2 separate regions of the Homo sapiens genome follow, and region 2 is linked to region 1. The links are chromatin loops, found by intact Hi-C in ENCODE. Cell type or tissue: endothelial cell of umbilical vein. All regions are shown on one strand.

Region 1 (2,500 bases):
ACCTTGTTCTGGTTTTGTGATCAACACTGATACATAAATGTAAAGAAGGCAACCGGTGCTTGAGGGGACATCTAGTGTATTGGGAGGTGAGGAGCAGGCCAACTAGTTCAGAGGCTCTGACTTGGTTGGAGAGGGGTAAACCCAGGTGTTACGAGGGTGCTTGGTTGGGGGGAATCTGGTGTAGGCTAGAGGGGCCAGTGCAGGTTTCCTGGGGGTGCTGAGACCTGGGGCATGAAGAAGAGTTACTTATGTGAGGAGGAGAGAGGAGCTCCAGGCCAGAAAGTCCACATCCACTACACCAGAAGCTCCACCCGTTCCGGAACCACACTCCCTGGACTGGCTCTGGAATGTACACCCATGTTTAGCACAGCGCCTCCTAGTGTTCCCAAGTCCCCACTCGCTACTTGGCTGTTGAACAAATAAGCTCAAAGGTCTGGAGGTGAGTGCCTGAACGTTTTAGCTGGGCTGGAGTGGACCTGAGGAATGTGTCCCCTGGGGTGTGGGGCAGGAACAGGGAGCAGAAGCCAGAGGTGAGGCTGGGGAAGGACAGTGGCTGGGAAGTTGCTTTTGGGCACTTGCACTTTCTCCTGAGGGCCAGCGGTCGGAGTGGGGGAAGACTGGAGACCTGCTTCTCCATCCTTTCCCTGCCCTCACTTTCTTCATTTTCTTAGGAGCCAACAGACCTGTGCAAACCTCAGCTTTCCCCAGTTCAGCTCCTTTTCCATCTTCTTGATTTCTGTATTTTTAAAAAAACAAGGCTGCATTATATTGTAGGAGAACAATAACCCACTGGACCACATCCTGGTAAGGAAGAGCTGCAAAGCCATGGCCTCATCACTGTAGACATAAGCTTCCAACAGTGCCCCATTGTGGCATTTGATTTAACTCAGCCCTTCAAAAACATGCATTTCTGACTTAAATTCTGCACACCATCACCATATCCCCAGCAGATGTCGCTAACGTCTCACATTTTGGTCATGCCAGCAGCACGCATCTCAGGCAACAAATATTTATTAAGCAGCGAATGTGCATTGTGCACCAGGCTGAGCACTTTGTAGATAAAAATTCCTGGGGCATGACCCAGGACATGAAGAAAAGTTACTTAAGTGAGGAGGAGAGAAGAGATCCAGATCATTTTTTGATGACAAAAGAAGGTAACATAAAAAAATAATGGACTGTCTGAAAAGTTCTTTCCCATTGAGGTACAAGTTTGTTTCTGGCTATGCAATGTGAAATTGGAACTGAATGTCTGGGACCACCTCGAAGCTTGTTTCAAAGGCCTATTACTACGTGTCTTTTAGACAGATTTTATTTCAGCTTGCCTAATTGAAGCCTCTGGAATCTCTAATGACAGAAGTGTAATTCATATTTCTACATTTCTTCTGGAAAGGAAGGCCCGAATGAGAAGGCAGCACTAAACAAACCGTGAAGTCAAAGTTGAAGTATGGTTGCTAGGGGAAGAGTGTCGAGAGCCCCATGAGGTGGTTGCCCTCTGAGATGGCTTGTTGCCCAAGTGGGTGGTGTCTATTTGGTTGGACTTGAAGAGGTTCTGTGCATCGAAGTTGCTCCACATGGCTGTGCTGACAATGCTTGGAGCTTGGACCTGGAGGTTTGAAGCATCATTATTGAGCAAGTATTCATCCAGCACAACACCCCAGCTCATAGAATGGCTTTGACTGGTGAAATCCCAGATGTGGATGATGTAGAAAGTCCCCTAAATCAAGCACACAAGTCAGACTTGGTACAAAGAGATTATTGTTAGTTCCAATCCATGTCTATCTAGTGGACATCTCAAACCAAATATGTCCCGAACTGAGTTCCTGCTATTCTCCTTCAAACCTGCCATCTCCAAGGTCTTTTTCATTGCAATTAGTTGCAATTCCATGATTTCAGCTGGTCAAACCAAAAATCTTGTGGTTAACTCTTAACTTTCTCTTTCTCCATATCTAATTTATCAGCAAACCATATCAGATGTATCTTCCTAAATATATCCAGAATGACTCTATGTCATATCACCCCATGCCACCACCTGGTGGAAGTCACCATGGTATTTGCTTGTATTATTGCAATAAGCTCACGGATTTCCCTACTTCCACCTTTGCCCCTATTTGGTCTGAAATTCAGTAGCCAGAGTGGTCATGTCCTTCTCTGCTTAAAATCTTCCAGTGGTTTCTCATCTGACTTAAGGTAAACATCAAGGCTCCATGTGATCTGGCCCCAGTTATCTCTGACCTCCTCTGCTTCTCTTCCTTTCCTGACTGGCTCCAGCTGCACCAGGATCCTCGCTGGTTGCTGAACTCCAAGGGGCACACTCGACACCTTTGCACTTGATGTTCCCTCTGCCCAGAATGCTTTTCCCCCAGGGATTTGCATGGGTGGGTCCCTCACTTCCTTCAGGTCTTCCCAGCAAAGCTACATGAGTTTCTCGGGGCTACTGTAACAAAATACCACAGGCTGGGTGGCTCAAACAACAGAAATGTATTGCTTCACAGTTTTGAAG
Region 2 (2,500 bases), 150 kb after region 1:
CTTGAAGAGTTTATGAGTTTTCAATTCATTCCTTTCAATTTCCAGGAACAAAAGCAGAATAAGAATGCCTTTTCACAAGTTACATATTTACTCTCATTATCTTGAAAATTACTAATCAAGAGTGGGAGTGTGGCTGGAAATGCCAGAGACCAGGTGTTGGAAAACCTGAGTCTGCATTCTGCCTGCAGACTTTCTAGCCTGTGTGAGTCTCAGGGTGGCACCTCCTCTCTAAATCTTGTGATTGAGACAGTGCAAACAATTCCTTCTGGGGTGATCACATTACTCTTGCCTGCCCAGCAGCCATTCTCCCCTCTGCTGGTGTTCTTTGTAGAGCCATGTATTTTGCTTGTGTGGGGTTGACTTGACCTGTCTACTTCCCCCTGCCATTCTCCTGCTGCTCCAGAGGTGGGCACTTCATCCTTCCAACAAGATCGCTTAGCAAAGCTTCTTTTGGGGCTATCAGGACAATCCCTCGCTGAGACTGTTAAACTCTACAGAGTCCTTGAGGCAAAAAATTCCCTTTTTGGTTTTCAGTTAGTTTTTCTGTCACATGCACCTAAAATAATCCTGAATAAAATAGTCCCAAGGTTGTGACTGAGGTGAATGAATGTAAAAAGTGAAAACATTGTTAGAACAGGATTTTTAAATATTAGAGCTGGAAGGAATCACTGAGGTTACCAAATTTTACGCCAGCCCCTGCAAGATACAAATTGAAATCACAAAGCCGAGGTCGCAAAGACACGTAATGACAAAAATAAAACAGAGCCTGGAGGTCCTTCTTTCCTTTTCAAACTTTAAAATCCCAGATACTTTAGTTTTAAAACACTTAACTAGCTATGGGCTAAGGACAGAGAGTGAAATTTAAACACTGCCAAGGAGATTTACCACTATGAGATTTCTGGCTTTCCAGAAATAGAAGCCCACCATGGCACAAATTTCATATGATCTAAAGATAATGAGAGCTAAAAGTGCTTTGGATTCCCTGGAAAAGGGAAGTAACACATCTCCCAAGACACTAATGAGCCAACATTAGCAGGAGAATAAGCAATCCAACAACGAGAAAGAAGTGCAAGGATATCTGTGCAAATTTCTGCAAATCTTATGAAGCCTTAAAATGCTATTCACATCCACTAAGGTTCGCTCTTAGGGTAGAAAACTGTTCAAAGGCACATCCTAATGGCCTTTTAGAAAATTACAACAAATAGATTTTTTACTAAGCTTACAGCCTTTAATTATTCATAAAACCTACACTGATTGGCAGTTACTTTTATTTCTGTTTGTACAGTGGGCTGAAACTAAAAATTTTTTACATTAATGCTCATTTTAATAACCTCTTGCAGTTAGACAGAAATCCGGCAGGACCACCTGTGCCCTAATTAACAGTTTTACTACAAGACATAAGATAGTAGGGTAATCAATTCCTTCTGTCAAGCTCCAGATGTGCCAGCTATCATTTTAAATACTTTTTTATTTGATGTATATTAGCTTATTTTTCTTCTCCTTTAAAAAGTATTCAATAGTTTTAAAAATAAGAAGCATACATAGAAAACACCATTCTGCAGCTGGAACTCTACTTAATTAAGGCCATGCTTAATGGTTCTGCGTTTGATCACCTCCTAAAATCACAATAAGAAGTTTACCTTTCTCTGACAGTCACTGACTCATTAATGCATTCTATTTATGAAACATATGCTATGATTTTAAAACAGCAGGGGCCATACTTGTCCTTGCTCACTATTGTATCCTGTGTCTTACACTGCATTCAGCTTATAGTTTGTGCCCAGCTAGGGTTTGATAAAGGAACAAATGAATACAATACCTATGACTTAGGCTCTTTTGTACCTTGCCATTGTTCCTTCACATCCACACTCAATGCCAACTCAAGCATTGAGAATGCACAGTGAATCAGTCAGGTATCTCTAATATTTCCATATTTGAATTCTTTGAATACAGTAATATATATCTTGTTGGTTATTTTTACCCCTAGATTGTTTCCCAAATGTATTGTAGTTCAGGGTGGGGAGGGGTTGTAAGAAAGAAATGTCTTTGTTTTTTCCTAATACAATCTTCTTCATTTATATTGCTCTTCTAATCAGAAAACATTATATTTAATTAAAGTCAGGGGCAAAATAAGAATGACAACTATCATTGATATTATTCAAACTTATACTGCAAGGCTCTAATGAAATATTATAATATGGGAAAAAAGGAATTATATGCATTGGTAAACATAGACAAAACAGTCATCATTGACAGATGATGAATTTGTCCATGTGGAAAATCCAAGATAATTTTTAAGGAAGCTATTAGAACTCATTGGAGTTCAACAATTTTAAGGGACACAAAATCGAAAATTCTCATACAACAAAAAAAGAGCCAACTAGAAGAGATAATAGATGTAGATACAGATAAACTGATTCTGAAGTTTTTATGGAGAGAGAAAAAACTGAGAATAGTCAACACAAGATTGAAAGCGAAGAACAAAGTTGGAAGGCAGACA

Evidence for each region. Hi-C counts contacts between places; a loop is a spot of excess contacts. Peaks named below come from ENCODE experiments on the same cell type or tissue, not always from the same donor. Only the 100,000 strongest peaks of a DNase experiment are listed, where the experiment ranks them.
Region 2: a loop joins it to region 1, with 5 times the contacts of the local background. A loop is called at or near these places in 38 of 110 quality-filtered maps.

The regions. Positions count from the first base shown.
Region 1 is chr7:22,109,516-22,112,015 of GRCh38, forward strand. No RefSeq gene overlaps it. Among named protein-coding and RNA genes, the nearest start is that of CDCA7L, 160 kb to the left of the region's middle. In endothelial cell of umbilical vein, CTCF peaks have their summits at 377 (motif pointing left) and 949 (motif pointing right); a DNase peak (open chromatin) is centred at 966; H3K27ac peaks cover 451 bases.
Region 2 is chr7:22,255,764-22,258,263 of GRCh38, forward strand. The region is part of intron 7 of RAPGEF5 (Rap guanine nucleotide exchange factor 5); the gene reads right to left. Among named protein-coding and RNA genes, the nearest start is that of RAPGEF5, 100 kb to the right of the region's middle. In endothelial cell of umbilical vein, no CTCF peak of the experiment used is centred here; no DNase peak of the experiment used is centred here.